Regions from separate parts of the Homo sapiens genome. Here region 2 is linked to region 1. A link is a loop called in an ENCODE intact Hi-C map of the cell type or tissue named here. Cell type or tissue: thyroid gland. All regions are shown on one strand. Links, peaks and the distances in the headings refer to the core of each region. The heading gives the core; the rest is flanking DNA. Region 1 overlaps TENM4 (teneurin transmembrane protein 4). Region 2 overlaps TENM4 (teneurin transmembrane protein 4).

Evidence for each region. Hi-C counts contacts between places; a loop is a spot of excess contacts. Peaks named below come from ENCODE experiments on the same cell type or tissue, not always from the same donor. Only the 100,000 strongest peaks of a DNase experiment are listed, where the experiment ranks them.
Region 2: a loop joins it to region 1, with 2.2 times the contacts of the local background. A loop is called at or near these places in 1 of 110 quality-filtered maps.

What each region holds. Positions count from the first base shown.
Region 1 is chr11:78,817,476-78,826,286 of GRCh38, forward strand. The region is part of intron 12 of TENM4 (teneurin transmembrane protein 4); the gene reads right to left. Among named protein-coding and RNA genes, the nearest start is that of NARS2, 250 kb to the left of the region's middle. In thyroid gland, for the core only: no CTCF peak of the experiment used is centred there; DNase peaks (open chromatin) are centred at 5,666 and 6,335; H3K27ac peaks cover 1,588 bases.
Region 2 is chr11:78,738,698-78,747,508 of GRCh38, forward strand. All of the region lies in intron 19 of TENM4 (teneurin transmembrane protein 4), which reads right to left. Among named protein-coding and RNA genes, the nearest start is that of NARS2, 170 kb to the left of the region's middle. In thyroid gland, for the core only: no CTCF peak of the experiment used is centred there; a DNase peak (open chromatin) is centred at 3,974; H3K27ac peaks cover 1,795 bases.

The DNA.
Region 1 (8,811 bases), core at 4,155-6,654:
AGCAAGGCTTAGGCTGGGGACCTGAAGATCTCTATTCTCCATTGGCTTTACTTGGAAGAATCCATGTTCCCAAGACCTTTAAGTCAGTAGTGGATTCCTAAACACTGTTTTCAGAAAGAACCACTTAGGAAGTTTCACTTTGAATATTCTTTTAAAAAATTAAAATTTTGAGTAAAGTCTAAGGCAAGATAATTTCCACTTTAAGCTACTGGGCTAATTGTACAATTGGAGAGACAGTCCTGCCTGCAGGGCTGAGGAAGGAGTATAGAACAGAAAGGCAGACGGCCTGGCTTCCAGGTGTTGTCCTGCTACTGAGTGGTTGTGAACCCTTGGCCATGTCACATGATCTTTCGGTACCTGTCTTCTCATTATTGCACTTGCTCCTACCGTACGTTCCTGCTTGGCAACTTCTATTCCTTCTTTCAAATCCAGTTCAAATGCCACCTCCTTGGAAAGGCCTGGACATCTTACACAGGCTAAGTTACTTCCAGAACTCTTTTTCCCTCCCTCTTATTAAAATACCATATAGGTTTCATTGTTGACTGTGAACTCCTTGAGGATAGAAATTGAGTTTACTCATTTATGTATTTGCCCTGGTATTCAATCCAGAGGAGGGTCTCAATAAATATTTGTTTCTACTCCTGAAAGAATTCCACTAGATGAGCTCAGAAATCCCTCCCAGATCTAAATTTCTATGGTTCAATCCTTCTCAAACCCAATGGTATAAAGTATAGCTCCTAATAAAATTACTATAAATACAAGTTGCATTTTTAACAGGATCAACTGCAGATAAGTGTTATATACTTTGTTAGATTCTGATTTCCGGAGTCTGCAAGATACAACCTGTTTATCATCTGCCGAAAAGCCTTCATAGTGAGAAAGGGACGAAAGCATATTTTCTGTGACTGAGTGTAGTGTTGGTTGCTAAACCTGACAGCATAGAAGCCTGTTTGCTACAAAACTTGCCCCAGGCTACTGGTGTTAGAGAAGGCAGAAGTTTTGGGAGACACGAAATAATTTTAAGATAGCAACAAGGAAATGGAAAGGAGAAATATAGAGAATATTTTCTTTTGATAAAATGCTTATGTATATATTTTTCTTCCACTTGGAGGGATTTCAACAACTTGAGGTTCAGTTAGGATCCCACAAATAATGAGTCTCCACTGACCAGGTATCTCTGTGCTACATTCTAGGGCAGAAATGATATTCTTTGGCTTGGGAAAAGTGTGAACTTTAATGCGTAAGTACTGTGGATGTTCCCAATTAGTGTTTGGTGAATTTCTTCCCCCACAGTCTCTCCTGCTTTGCTCATGTTCACACTGCAGCTGCCTTCATTTAGCAGAAGGTGTGCCTTTAGATCTGCTTGGATCCAAATTAAAAATTCAGCAGCCTATGAATAATTGGTTTTCATAATTGGGTATATGGCATGTTGGAAAATGGGGCCTTTCCCCCAGCTTGTTTTTCTATCACAGCAGTGGGTCCTGGTAAAAAAAAAAAAAAAATACATGATTTTCAGGAACTTGTTTTTCCTTTCATCTGTATTGGAATGCAGAGTTTAAGTGTTTCCTTAGCTCATTCTCTGGACATGTGTTGTGAGTGGGAGTGTTCTCTGGATATTGAACAAAATGTTGCTTGAAATACAAAGGGGCAACTGCAGAAGGAAGAAAAGACAACAGTGCTTCTTCCCAGTGGAGACATGAGAGTCAGGAACCCACAGAGGCCTCAGGGAACCCACTGCGGTGCCCGTTTTGACTGTTCACTACTCCTGATTTGTTTTCAGAAACAAATCATTAGCGCAGCTATGTCAAGGTGAAAGATGATCACAGCTGATAACTAAGTTCTCCTGAGTCCAGGGTTGATGTTGAGGAAAGTCTGCCCTCATTTGCATCCTTCTGGTTTTCCTTTCTAAAATCCTGAAGCCTCATTTTGTAGGAAACAAGGAGAGACCACAGAAGAAAATCCTATTAGGAGGACTACCTGGACAGCCCAATTGCCTCCTTAACTGTCTCACAGGGGCAGTAATATCAGTAAAGGGAAGGCAGCTTTTCTCCTCTGTCAGCTCACCATGGCATGGGCATACCTGCCTCTTGCCTTGCTCTGAGTGGGCAAACCTCTGTGGACGTGCGAGCTTGATGCCGGACTCCAGCATCAAAGACAGAAGGAACCAGCTTTGTGAATGAGGTCAAGGCCCACTCGACACTCTCATTCTCTCCTTTCTGCTCACCCCACACTTTATCCCTCCCTCCCAGAAGCTCCTGTATGTCTTGTTCCCTTGTGATATGTCCAGGCTAATAGAAGCCTGCATTTACTACTAATATCTCCTTCTGTTTTTGTTGTCTCCTTAAATTATAAAAGTGGTTGTCAGGAACTCTTTGGGAACACCTGGTTGAAGTACCAAGGTATACCCATTGCCAGAGATCTACCTTCTGACTCCTCCTGGCTTCCCCAGAGGAGGATGGATGATAATGCTACAGGCAAGAAGGAGCTTGAACTCCAGGATGGCCACCTGGATATATCACTTTGACTGCAGCTGGTGACATTTATACTTCAGGTTACACCTATTTCATCCCCTTTGCTCCTGAAATAGAAGGGCTGGATTTATTATTAGCAACCAAAAAGAAGAAATGGAAACTAGATAGCATAGCTGGGATTTAATTCTACAGCAACTCAAGGTTGAAGGAAGAGTCCAACAGAGACCCTCTCATTCCCTGAAATGGAACTGCGAAAAGCAAATCATATATTCTAACTTAATCTTCATAAGAATTATGAGACATAGGTACTTATGTCACCATTTTACAGTCTTAGATAGAGAATGGGAGATGAAGTCACCTTCTCAAGGTCACACAGCTGATAGGGGAAAATCTGGTAGGTGAACCTGTCCTATATGCAGCCAAAGTTTGCAGCATTTGGCCTGGACCAGAGTATGGGCTCTGGAACCCTTACTAGCTAGATGCCTTTGGACAAGCCATCTCTATACATTACTTTCCTCATTTGTGAAATGGGGTGAACAGTAACACACACCTCAGAGAGTTATTTTGAAGACCAAATAGGGTGATGCTGTGCATGTAAAGAGGTTGGCCCAGGACCTGGCAGAGCTGGTATTTTGGTTTTAAGGAAGGGTCACACATGTCTTCCATTTATGAATTAAAAAACAATCTGACTTGGTCAAATGAATCCAAACAAGGAAATGTGGGTTTCTGGGGGGTAAACCCACAGACACATAGGCACACAAGACACATGGAAACTCCCCATGGTAAAAACTGGAAAACAAACAAGCAATGCTTCTGAATGTGAAGAAGGCAGGGTGTTTGAGTAAATTTTCTCCTGGGGGAAAGCGCTGTGAAAGCAAATTAAACTTGTCTCCCAGAAGCACAAACACAAGCAGGCTCCTGCCAACATCTGAAAGAAGTTTTCTCCCATTGCACTCTAGATTGGCACTGGGCAGGTGCCAGGTGCTGGAAAGCTGTTCCATGGCCTGTGATGTGTCGGTCCCTATGGATGTCCCAGCTTTCTTTGCAGACGATGGAATTCAAAGGCCTTCAGTCTACAACAGTCTAGGTCAATGCAATGACAAAAATTTGACAAAGCCCCTGACAGACTGGGCTTGAAGCCAGTTCTGTGCCAACATTTGAATTGGAAGATCTGTTTTCAGTCATATCCAGAAGTCCACCAACCACTATTAAGACCAGCTCTAAGGAAAGGTCTAGGAGAAAGATTGTTTCCTTATTATATTCAGTCTTGGCTATTTGTTAATTATTTCTTTGGGGACAAACCAAATTTTACCAATAAGACTGTGAACTCCTTCAACACAGCCATTATGTCTGGTTCTCCAAAGAGTCTTGTGATTGCTAAACACAAACCAAGAACTCAATAATATTTATTGTATTGATAAACAAAGCAGGAATACAAGGGGAAAATAGAGGAAAGAGGTCAGAGAAGTGGGGATGCCACAATAATCAGGTTCCAGAGGCGTTTGGTGGCCAAGAAACATACTGTTTCCTTTGCCTCTATTTTTTTATTACAATGCCTAGAATAAACAGTGATACGAAGCTGAATTCCACATTGTACTCTCAGACCATATTTGGAGTTCAGCAGTTCACATCTGGGAGCCACGTTTAAGACACTGATGAGTTAAGCTAGAACGTGTTCACTGAAGAACAACCAGAAAGATTAAAGAACTTGAAACCACATTTCAAATAAAGAATTCTTGAAGGAATTGAAAATTCAGCTTACTAAGGGGGTTATGACATCTGTTTAAAAATATCTGAAACGTAATCAGGTGAAATAAGGACTTTGTTTTGTGGCCCTAATAGGTTGACCAGGGTCCAGTGAATAAGGACTATAGTCCTTGGGAAACAGACTTGGTTCAAAAGAAGAATCAACTTACTCACTTTCTAAGAGTCAGAGCTGAATACTACTTACTACATTGGGTTACGTTCTGTTTACATGTATGTATCTGCCCAAATATTGTAAACTTCTTGAAGGCAGGAAATGTGTTATTCATCTCTGGATCTCTGGCAAATAATATCTGACTCAAAGCAGGTAATGAATGTTTGTTAGCTGAATGACTAAAACGAATGACCTAGGTGATCTACAAAGTCATATATTTTCAGTCGCTGGATGTATTCAAGGAGAGAGCAAATTAATGACTAGTGGGGATACTGCAGGGGGTATTAAAGATGAAGCGTATGACATCTTCCAAGCCTGAAATCTTATGACTCTGTGAGTCATGGTGTAAAGGAACTTGCTTGGACTGTCTCAAGAAACTTGGGTTCTAGTCCTACTCCTGCCATCCACTTGTTAAGTGACACTGATCAAATTCTTTCCTCCTCAGGGCCTTTCTTTTCATCTACAAAATTTATAAAATTTATTCAGTAAATATTTACTAAGAATCCACTCTAGCTCAGGAAGTGTTCCAGTGAAGTGGATGGCTTTAGTGATTGGTCAGGTCTAACCTCCTGTGATCTGATGAATCAACCTGAATTGTCAGGACTTAGAAAATGATACATATAGATGAAAAAGCTGAGAAAAGAATCGTCATGTTCCATGAGAACACATGGATACAGGAACGTGAACAACACACACTGGGGCCTGTTGTGGGGTGGGTAGAGGGAGAGTATCAGGATAAATAGTTAAGGCATGTGGGGCTTAATATCTAGATGACAGGTTGATAGGCGCAGCAAACCACCATGGCACACGTTTACCTATGTAACAAACCTGCACGTCATGCACATGTACCCTGGAACTTAAGATAAAATTTTTTTTTTAAAAAAAGAAAAACAATAGACAAGAAATAGGAACTAAGGGCTGATTTACATTTTATTACTTCAACCAATACAAACTGTAAGTTAAAATTAAGAAGAAGTCATCATGTTCGTGGCCGGGCAGAGGGCAGAGGGGGAGACGTTTGCTCATTTCAGGAGCTACCTTAACTTTTTAACCCTCCCTGCGGTTCCTGAGATAACAGTATCGCATTATCATCCATCCCTTGATGGGAGCCTCAAGCGGCCCCGAGGTTAGCCTCCTTCCTGGCTGTTGGCAGCAGCGCTCTCGGATGCCAGTGCCACACTCTGGGCTCTTGTTCTGCTGCGTCTCCCAGCGGTGCCCCGTGAGCACGTGCCAGAGAGATCACTGAGACACACACCAAGTACTGGGGAGACAGCCAAGTGCCGCGCTCTTCAAGAGCACTAGGCCCTTCTGAGGAGAGGCGAGCGCTCCCGGGAAATGCCTCGTCTTCCCTCCACCCTTAACCCACAGCAGCTCCAGTGCAATGCCCCGGCCTCAGCGCCTGCCCAGCGGTGGCCCAGGTGCAAGAGACAACACCTCGCCCCGTTCCCACTGCCCACAGCTGATTGGACCCGGCTGAGCACCTGACCCAAGCCAAGCTCAGGCACAGGCTGAACGGTGCTCTGTGACACAGCCCACTGGGCAGAGGTTCCGGGCCAATAAGAGCCCGTTCTCTAGTATTTGAACTAAAATGTACCCAGGGAACTTAGCATTCAGGAGCAGGAGCCAAGGGGTGTGATAGGAAGAGACGGGCTGGTGAGGTCCTTAAGGTCAAGGTGGAACCAAAGTGAAGAGGAAGCAGTCCTGAGTGAGGAGAGAAAGCTCATGAATGGAGCTGAAGCCTGGAAAGAGGCGGGAACACTGCAGCAAGACCAGCAGTGAAGCCCATGAAGGAAGAGAATGAATGAATGAAAGGCCCCTGAGCTGCCCGGATTCCTAGAAGCTTCTCGGTGCCTATTTTCGTCCCCAGCAATAGGAATGTTTTAGAAACGACTTCATTGCCACATCAGCTTTTCCTTGAGATTGCTTGTGTTTTGCCCCTTGCAACGGAAAAAACTAATTTACCTTGGCACGTCACCAGGATCTACTTCATAGCTTGGAGGCTTTGATAATAGCTGATAAGTGCAGAACTTTTTGTTTTTCAAGTATTTCCACATACAGTTTTATTTCATTCCTACAACAGTTCCGTATGTAGGAAGGGAAAGTGTTCTTTCCCATTTCGTAGATGAGAACATGAAGGCACAGATACTTGCCTAAGTTGATGCCGCTAATAAGTGACAGGGCCAGTATCAAAATCTGGATTTCTACTCCTACCTAACCTAGGGATTCTTCTACCATACCACAACTGCCAATCCGGTTAAAAAAATAAAAGCATGCTGTATTAGTCTGTCCTCATGTTGCTATAAAGAAATACTGGAGACTGGGTAATTTATAAGAAAAGAGGCTTAAACGGCTCATGGTTCTGCAGGCTGTACAGGAAGCATAACACCGGCATCTGCTTCTGGGGAGACCACTGGAAGCTTAGAGGCATGGTGGAAGGTGAAGTGGGAGCCTGCATATCACATGGAGCAAGAGCACAAAAGCGAGTGGGGGTAGGTGCTACACCCTTTAAAATGACCAGATCTCGGGAGAACTCACTATCATGAGGACAGTACCGAGGGGGATAGTACACACTCCCTTTTCAGAAATCTCCTCCCATGATCTAATCACCCCCTACATTGGGGATTGCATTTCTTTCTTTCTTTTTTTTTTTTTTTGGAGGTGGAGTCTTGCTCTGTTGCCCAGGCTGGAGTGCAGTGGCACGATCTCGGCTCACTGCAACCTCCGCCTCCCGGTTTCAAGCAATTCTCCTGCCTCAGCCTCCCAAGTAGCTGGGACTACAGGCGCACACCACCACGTCCGACTAATTTTTTGTATTTTTAGTAGAGATGGGGTTTCACCAATGTTGCCCAGGCTAGTCTCGAACTCCTGAGCTCAGGCAATCCACCCACCTTGGCCTCCCAAAGTGTTAGGATTACAGGCGTGGGCCACCAGGGGATTACATTTCAATATGAAATTTGGATGGGGACACACATCTAAACTATATCACATGCTGATCCCATTCCTTTTGCCTGTAGATTAGTCAATTATAGAGTCAGGACTACTGCAGAGGATGCTGCCAGGGCCAGTACATTCCAACTGGTATCTATTTTGGCTTTGTTAACTGAAACTCTGGTTTTCAAACATGCCTACCAGTATTCAAAAATCAAAATGCTGCTCCAGCCACTCGCAAATGTATCACACTTGGACAAAAATATTGATTTGTTGATCAAGTCTCTATTGACTCCACTGTGTTAAAGCTGTCAGGAGGGAGGATCCAAAGCATAGTCCTTATTCTCGAGGAGCACTGGGAAGGCTTTAGCCTTTAGAGTCACTACACCGGTCTAGGTCTGAATTCCAACCGTGTGACTTCTGAGGGTGTGATTTGGAGAAGTCACTGTATCTGAGTCTCAGTTTACTTATTAGTGAAATGAGAAAACTATTTGCCTTACACAGTTGTGAAAAATAAAACCACCATATATATGCACCTGGTACATAAAAGATACTCAGGAAATATTAGTTTACTCCTGTATAAGCTCTGTGATTTTCAAACTTTATCCTTGTCAGCCATCTGAAAGCTTGTTAAAACATGGATTGCTGGGCCCTACCCACCAGAGTTTCCAATTTAATAGGTCTGGGGTAGGGTCTCTGGTGATGATAATATCCTTGGGCTGGGGCTTTGAGAACCGCTCGTCTGGAAGAAAGACAGACTTTACACACAAGTCTGTAAAAAACAAGCCAGAGGGGGCAGAAAGATCTAAACTACCCAAGAATGCAAAAGAGCTTGTGGACCAGTTCCAAAGAGGAGGGCTTGGTCCTCCAGGAGGTAGTATTTGAATAGCTCTTAAAGAATATACAGGCTTTTGAAATGCAAAGCAGTTCTGGGCAAGATGGAGGTCAAGTAAGAGTAAGAGCCAGATCCAGAATAATCATTTTTGCTGCTCCCACACAGTGACCGGCTGATCATAATGCCAACTTCATGTCAAGTCTGTCTCTGGGACAAATTACTTAAGAAATCAGTGTAAAACACTCAACTCAGCTGCTGGCTAGAGAGTTCCATCTAATGAGCATCACTTTGTGTTGAATTCTTCTGTGATGACAGACAATGCAGGAAAAGAAACAGGTTCTGAGGAAGTGGGGTGTGGGGAGCTGCTAATTAGTCTCCAATCATTTATCCAGGCTTGTCACCAAGCTCTCTACTACTTACAAACCAAATAGAAAACCAAATCCCCCTCCTTTTTTTTTTTTTTTTTTTTTTTTTTTTGAGACGGAGTTTTGCTCTTGTTGCCCAGGCTGGAGTGCAGTGACACAATGTTGGCTCACTGCAACCTCTGCCTCCAGGGTTCAAGAGAGTCTCCTGCCTCAGCCTCCCAAGTAGCTGGGATTACAGGCATGTGCCACCACGCCTGGCTAATTTTTTGTATTTAATAGAGACGGTGTTTCACC
Region 2 (8,811 bases), core at 2,529-5,028, 80 kb before region 1:
ATGGTGTTCACTCAAGATGCATAATAATCTTTAAAAAATATCACCTCAGTTTAGGGCATCAAAGTGTCCTTGAGAGAATTACTATTGGCAGGTGATTCAATGATCTCACTCGGAGGTTATTTTCTAAGGATACTGTATTATGCTGTAAGGAGATAAAGCTGATCACAGAGGGCAATATCGCCTAGTTCTGTGTGTGGATGTGTAGTTCAATGATCTGGGGTCTAATCTTGGCTCTGCCACTTCCTAGCTCTCTGAACTTCAGTAGGCATGTGCCAGTTCTTTGAGGCTTTTTTTTTTCATCCTGGTATAGGGTAAGCTCCACAAATGACAATGGCTATTACTGTTATTAACAGTCTCATTGGAAGTGAACATACAAAAAAGTGAGCAGGAGAGAAGGTACTTCCTTTCATCTGACATTCGAGACAGGAGAAGGACAGATGCTAGCATGCTCTCAGAGTGAGTTTTGGAACCTGACACCTCTCCCAATATCCCTCCTCCCACTCTTACTCTATATTTTGGACAAGAAATTACCTGCTTTTCCCAAACTTGCCAGGCAAATGTTGCTTAGTGCCTCTGTCTGTGCAATGTTCTTCCATCTGCCTAAAATGTCATTCCTGCACTCCTCTCCCAACTATTTCACCCTTGAAGAGCCAACTATTAATGACACCTCTTCCTTGAAGCCTTTCTTGATGTCCCTAATCAGAACTAGTTCCTCTCTCCCACAAAACCTGATGCAGACACCTTGATACTCTACCAAACCATACACACTCCTCCCTTCCACTAGATCCTGAGCTCTTTGAGGGTAGGTCAAGATTTCTTTCTTTCTCCTCACAGTGCCTGAACTATGTCTAACAAATGCTAGGTTGCCACTGAAAACATGGTGGTTGAGCAAATAAATGGGACAACTAGAGATCATCTAGAATGGTGGCTTTTTAAACATTCAGAAACAGAAACGTTAGGGTAGATGACATTTTATAAGGACTCCAAAGTGGAAAACGAATGAAAAGATCTACGCTGGATGAAGTCGGGATGGAGGCCTCCTCTCCCTTGGGGTGATTTTGAAGGCAACTCTGTGGAGTTTCCGTGTCTGCAGAAGTCAGTTGGAAGATCCCTAAGTTAGTGGAACTTTCTCATTGTATGGAAGAGGAAACTGGTTTCCAGAGAGGTTATATTATGTGCCCGAAGCTCCATAGAAAGCAGGTGATAGAGGCAGGACTTGAACCTGGGCCTCACCACTCCAGGTCCCACTCTAACCAGTCACTTGCCACTGGCCGTGGGTGGAAATGAAGGCACTGGCTGGTGCAATGTCCTCAAGGATCCGCACATTGGGGAGAAAGCCCTCGCTGAAAGACAGCTGAGTCAAAAACGCAGGTGCTGCGCACCACATAACCTTCTCTATTCACCTCAGGTGAGAAGGCTTTTTCTTCTGGCCTAGGGAAGAGCTACTGACGAGGCCCATGGGCATTCATTAAAAAAAGATCTCAAATTCAGTAACTGCCGTATGAAGTACCCACACCTCTACCTTCCTAGAGTGATAAACTTTTCTCTGTTGGACGAGAAAAGCAATTAACACCAGGCTTGTGAAGCAGCTGGTCTCACTAGTGTCAGCTTGTCCTTTCTGAAGGCAAGAACAACTACCCACAATGCACCAGACTCCCCACCCCACCCCACCCTCCTCACCTCACTCCACACAATCTGGTTAATGCTAATTCAGTCAGTGGTTTCCTTCCGAGGCCCTTGGTCTAAATGCAATTACACGGCAAACAAGTTAAGCGGGTGAGGCTCAGCAAAGACTTTCAATTCTGCTCTGAAGGTCTTCCAATGTATTTATGTGAAATTATCTCTCCGCTAATGGGGAAGATTTATTCCACCGATTGTATTCAGCTGGTGCTGAGAGATGTTTTCTTTAATGGAGGACAATTGAATTTCGTATTGCTGGAACTCTGTCCTTCCAGAGAATTACTGACAGATCTCATCTCCTGACGCTGGCCACCAGCCAGCCTTCTCCAGACATATGTGCCTCTGGATTCTGCCTGGACAGAAACCAGTCCTGGGGGGATGGCTTCCTTTCTGGGGCTGTCCTGGCTGCTGCCCCTAATACACATGCAGGCCAGCCTCCTCTGATTGATCTCTCTTTGGGGATTTCCTGATAATTGGGAAACATTGAATCGGCACCATTTGGCTACCATGTAGCCTCCAACTTGGCAAGCCAGAGCAGATGCAAGTTTAGCCTGGGCTCCCGTGGATTGCTTTTGGATTCTGGGGAAGATTAGGTTGACTCCCTGGACGCCGATAGGCCATAGAGGCCTCTTGCCAACACAGGCATTTGGCTCAGGAATTAAATCCTGGAGAAAAACACTTCCATCCCTGTTCTGTTTTCATGATTTTCACTTGTCTGGAAAGCCCAGATTAACATAAAGCCTTCCCTGGAACAAAGGAGATGGGAAGTCAGCTTGGTGGGGGCCTCTGAATTGTGTCTTGTGCCACATGCATTTGTCCTGGGAGGTTTGAAAAGATGTGAGTGCTGGGCTTCCCAATGCTTGCTTTCTGCATCCATTTATTTAATGGATACTATCAGTGGGGTGCTGGCAAATGTTTAATGACCGACTTTTGAAAAAAAAAAGAAACAAAAAGAAAACCAGCTTCAGTTGCAGCGTTTGCTCATTTCTGTGGTGTAAATACTCTCATCATGGCTGTTTTCAAGCTACCAATGAGATGCCACTGAACACAGAGGTGGGAAGAGACACACAGGAGGATGCCATTATGCGGTACTGCCACCGTGGAGACGCGATGGTCCTGAGTAACCTCAAGAGCAAACGTAACATCAAACATGGCAAAATAATTAGAAAGTAGTAAGTTTTGAGTATTTATTACCTTTGTTTTTAATGTACCTTATTTAATTTTATATAATTTAATTTTTAATAATGGCTGTGTTTAACAACCAGCTTGCAGAATTTCTGAACATTTAATAATCAGTTCTTGCGAACTGGTTCAAGCTGGCTTCTGCATGCCACTGGAACACTGACCCTACACTGAGGGTTGGGCACTCGCTCAGGGCTGGAGATGTGGCTAAGAAATAGTTGCTGCTTTGAACGTAGAACTCCGCAGTGGAAGACTGCCTTAACTGCCTTAGTGAAAAACCATTAACGTGGGAGCAAATCACTGTCACCGACTTGGCTTCCCAGCTAGCTCATATGATCCTCTATTACCAGTCCTCTATTTGACATGATTTGCTTCCTCATGGTCACTGTCTTGGTGTAATGGAGTTTTGGACTGTTATTTTCTACTCGTCCTTAGAGTCTCATCTAAGCTGTCACCACCTCAGTAAGGTTGTCATCAACTTTTCCTGACACAATGAATCACCCCCTCCTTTGGGCTTTTATACACCTTATAAGTATCTCTCTAGTATTTGATGGTCGTATGTTTATATCATTTGCATTATATAGCCATCTCACATGTTTACGTGTGAGCCAGAGGAGGGCTGGACCACATCTCCAGAGAGGATAAGCACGGGATGCTGCTCTCAGAGTGTTTGTTAAGTGAAAAACAATCAAGTAACTGAAAGAGAGAAAAAGACTTGCTCGAGGTCACCCAGAAATGAATTCACTTGGCTGAGCTGACACTAAAGCTAGGTCTTCTTACTTCTGAGGCCTTAATCTTACTACTGTGTTATGTACCTGCAGTCACTAAAATTCCTTTAATTTCACAAAAAATCAGGCGCCTACTATGAGCCAGGCTCTGTGTTAGGTGCTGAGTTCCAGAAATGTATGAATTACGATCTCCACTTACTTGCTAGAGCTCACTAAAGCCAACGTGAAATGCCCCCGTGTAGTTTTCTCTGACACCAGTGAGTCAACACTTGGGTTTGGCATATGTCAGGCAGCTGGGATATAAAACAAGCAGTTAGGCTAGGTGAACTCTGCCAGGAGGGAGCGCTTGTGCCAAGCCAAGGGTGGTGTCAAACATACTGGCATGAGTCCAACCACACACTCAGGGCCTGACTGAGGTGCCCTTGCCGACGCCAACAAGGGAAAAGATCTGCCTGACTGCTTCCTGAAGAGAGTGACAAGGTTTGGGATCAACAGAAGAATCTGCTGGAGAGACAAAACCACTCCAAAACAAAATCAAGCAAATAAAAAGCCAACCTCAACTGTTGCTCAGGGAAAAGTTGTAGGGCTGTGGTGGCAAGAGCACTAGGCTGGGAGTCATAGTTCCCAGTTCTGACTCTGGGAACTAACTGTATGATTTTGGAGTCATCTGACCTCTCTGAACCTCCATTCTCTCATCTGTCAAATGCAGGCTGAAGTTTTTCCCAACCTGGTATAAAATAGAATTCAACATATGTTTAAGAATTTATAACTGTTTTAATCTCATACTACCCAATCCAGCTAAAGCAGCCCTACTGCACGTGGCTTCAGAATCTTAATGGAGCTCATGCAATACTTATACTTATCACTAAATTGTTCCCTCTATCTGGAAACTTCCACCTCTCCTAGGGCATTCACCAAGCAGTATACACCACTCCTGCTCCTTCTGGGCTACTCCTCATGAACTCTGAGTGCTGTTGCTCTGCCAGGACAATCTTTTCCCCAGCAGAACATGAGCTCCATGAAGACAGGGACCAACCACATGTCCCTTACTGCTATATTCCCAGCATTGATCACGGTTGATGGTCATTTCTGAGTGGGGAAAAGAAAACCTCCTCCAAAACAGGTGTTTGCTCTGGAATTCGAATGCAGGGCACAGAGTAAGTTCTTGATAAATTATTTATGCAATGAATAAAGAGCTTATGTGCTTCTGTAACTTAAGGTGAGGGCGATGTTAGAGAACTTTGAGCTACTTGACCTTGACAGGGATATGGTTAGAGAACCTAGGGCTGGAAGGGTTGTGCCCTTTCAAGAGGCCAGCCCGCACTCTCCCTCAAGGCTTGGGTACCTTCCCCTGGAAGACTCACTTGCCTCAGCCTAGCCCTGACCCTTTGATTCTATACCCTCCTCATCTGTACCACCTGTGATCTGAAAAACTTTGAAAAAGAATGCCAGAAACAAAGTTAGATTGATTATTCAATGTATATTATACAAGCAGATAAAGGAAGGCAAAGGGAGAAAAACTGCAGCTTTTATTATTTTGTGTGTGTGTTATTTTGTTATTAAGTGAAAGCAGCTACTTTGGTATTCAGGAGACGGGAATATCATTTGGGATCTAGGTGGCAAATGATAAATCTAGCCTTTCTCTCCTTTAAAGTATTTGCTAGTCTATGCCATTATTGATTATGTAAATCACTCCTTTGCATTGTGTATTTTAAACAGGTTTTTTTGCCTGACTTGTGTAAATCCTTAAACTGTTTTCTGCTAACTTCTGCTGATTGAATGGGGATCTTTCCAGCATCTACTACAATTTACCTGAAGTCTTGTAAGAACATTACCTGGGCCCAAATGAGAAGCCTCACTTCAGAGCCTGTTAAATTACTGCCACTGAAGGTGTTTCCAGTCACAGCCTGACATTGTCCTCTCTGCAGCTCCCAAGACCATCTTTCAAGCCCAGCCACCAGGCTGATCTGTAGCTCTCTCTTCCTAGTTTTCCATCTGACGCTCTACCTCAGTTTCTTGAACCAGCTTTTCCAGCCCAACATCTTCTGCCTATATACGTATTCTTGGGAAACCCCTGATTATGAAACATTCGAGTCAGAAGAACCCTTCCTGATCACCTCTTTCAAACTTCTTTTGGTAAAGGTGAGAAAATAAAGTTCAGACAGGGAATGGACTTGCCCATTCTTGCAGACTTGTGGGGAGCCAGGACTGAATCAAATGCAGGATTCGCCATGAGAACTTGGGAGAGTCACTCCACCTCTTAAGATACTTGCAGTCTGACCGACACGTACTGAAATAATTGAGAATCCCAATTTGTCTTGGCTTCACAATTCAGGGTTCACATAATTAGAGCCGGGTTCTGGAACCATTTTTGATTGCACGCCCTTTCTGTAAACATTTTTGAGCAGGCTCCTTCAATGTACTTGCATTCATTTATAAATCGCACACATGTGCTACCATCGCTGGTTCACCTTGGGAAGGGTAACATACATTTGGTGCAAGGTTTGATGAGTATTCATATTTCAAATAGCCTGCTTGATAATTTTGACTCTTTAAGTGAACTCTGCTAAGATTGTTGATCATTTTGAATCTCTTAGTTAACTTTTTGTTCAGTCTTATGAAAATAATCATTTCTAACCTCATAGCGAGGTTGAGGAAAGTATTTAATATTAGGAGTAGAAGAAGTATCAGCTCTGCCATTTTGTTTGCTTGTACTCGCACTATTAGTATTATCTTCCATTTGTATTTACCTTGCAAGAAACCTTTAAAGCCACTTTACCATTTTATGAGTAAGTTTGGTTAACACTAGATTTTATACAGATACACAGACAGACACGCATACAAACAATTATGATGTAATATACTATTACATCATAATACACAATAATACACAACAAACCAGTGTGGGTCCACTGTCCCTCTTTCTTTTTTTTCTTTTTCTTTTTTTTTTTTTTTTTGAGACAAAGTCTGACTCTGTTGTCCAGGCTGGAGTACAGTGGCGTGATCTCGGCTCACTGGAACCTCCACCTACTGGGTTCAAGCGATTCTTGTGCCTCAGCCTCCTGAGTAGCTGGGATTAAAGGTGTGCACCACCATGGCCCAGCTAATTTTTTGTATTTTTAGTAGAGACAGGGTTTTGCCATGTTGGCCAGGCTGGTCTTGAAACTCCTGGCCTCAAGTGACCCACCTGCCTTGGCCTCTCAAAGTGGTAGGATTACAGGCATGAGCCACTGTGCCCGTCCACTGTCCCTCTTTCTGTGGAGTAGATCTTGATCTCCCTCAGAATGCCTCATGTGCTGGTCCAGACATGTAACCAAGTAACACAGAGACCAAAGGAACAAATCGGTGAGAATCCAACATTCTATAGAAATAAACCAGTCTTGCTTTCTTATTTCTTAAGATAAAAGAAACACTGTATAGATAGAGCCCCTAAAATTTTCTTCCTGTTCTCATGGCCCACCTTCGGTATCTACCTTGGGACTATGATAGTGTGTATGTGACTTTTTTGTATACAAAATAAACTTGAATATGCTATTTATTATTATACCCCAAAGCCAACTTCTCATTGTGCTTCAATCTTTATAACTTATTTCAAAGCTCATCCTATATTTACCATGTATATTTTCCAATAGCCTTATGCCCAAACCAGTAAAACTTGATCTAGTCCCTTTTTTTATTTTTTTGAGACAGGGTCTTGCTCTGTCGCCCCAGCTGGAGTGCAGTGGCATGATCTTGGCTCACTGCAACCTCTACCTCCAGGGTTCAAGAGATTTTTCTGCCTCAGCCTCCCCAGTAGCTGGGGTTACAGGCTCCATAGTCTCCTTCAGATTGACAGGAGGGAGGAGTTTACCTTTTAAGTTACAGGGGTCTTCTGAGTGACTGAGTCCACGTTCCTCATGTACAGGTGAGGTCAGTGATATCTGAAGGTGGGGCATCCCTTCCATCACTCCTTGAGGAGGGGGTACCACCAGCTCCGCCATGGTGCCGTGACACCACCTGGGGCCATCTAACAGCAAGATGGCCCAGCACTTACTAGTGTCTTCAGGGACCTGAGGCTGTGCTTCCCGCAGAGCCCAGAAACCACTGTTCTGTGGCCTCCTAGCTAAGCATGGCTGTTGAGCTCCTTCAGACACCAAGGGAGCGTGAGCTCCCAGGCTGCAGAATCAATCTGTCAAGGCTGTGGGCAGCCTGGCTGCTCAATGCTGATGCTTCAGGCTGAGTCCTCTCCCATAGGAATCTTCTGGAATATTTTCTGCTGGCTGATAAAAGTGTACACAAGACCAGAGCCCTTGACTTGTCCACCATACTATGCTTCCAGGGAACTGAGCCCATCGACTATGGTGAGGGAGAAGCAGGACTGAGACAGTCTGGCCAGCAGGGAGCAAGGCCCTTGTCCCAGCTAAGTGGGTTGGTCATGTCTGGGGACATGGCTCAGAAATACCGTCGTTGTGCCTGGGGACATGGGATATGTGGTGCATGTTCAGATAGGCTGTTTTCTATGCTGTGTGGCCAGAAGCTTGTTTCAAAGAAGACTTTTCAGGTGATGGTTTGTGCTGTTAGAAAAATACAAGGCAGCTCTGCTAAAATGTGACTCTAGCCACAGTCTCTCAGCAGACAAGTTCATTTCATGACCATGTGTCTCGCCTTCTGTCAGGGACAGGGCAGGTCCTGCTTCACCAGGAAAGGGGAAACCAGAATGAACCATGATCAGACCCACTTCATGGGGAAGGGGCTGATGCCAGGCAGAAACGCAGCTAAGGGAGTCTGCACAAAGTTCAGCTCAATAGGCTGGAGCTGAGGTGCACAGCAATACACAGCTGGCCTGTAATGGAAATAATAATTCAAAGGATGAGGGAGGAGGGGCTGACAGGAAGACAGCCATGGTGAAGGGGCTCCCAGAGGCATCTGGATGTGGACGTCCCGTGTGTCACTAGGTTATCATGCCCAGGTACAGCAGGGATGGAGCTCCAGACCCAGATGTGGCAGGGATGGGAGCCTGTCAAAAGAGGGCAAGGTTTGAGTCCTTTGGTGCCAGGGCACTAGGCTGCTGAAGTCAGACACAGAAAGTGGGGCCAGGATTCAGGGACAAGGCAGAAAGCCATTTGGCACAGCTGGCAAGTCATGGGTCAGACAGACAACAGTAGGAAGGATGTGAGGTTGAGCAGCTGGGGCTGCTCTAAGTCCTTCTTCTCAGATTGGGATTGGTCCTAGAGGCCTGCAG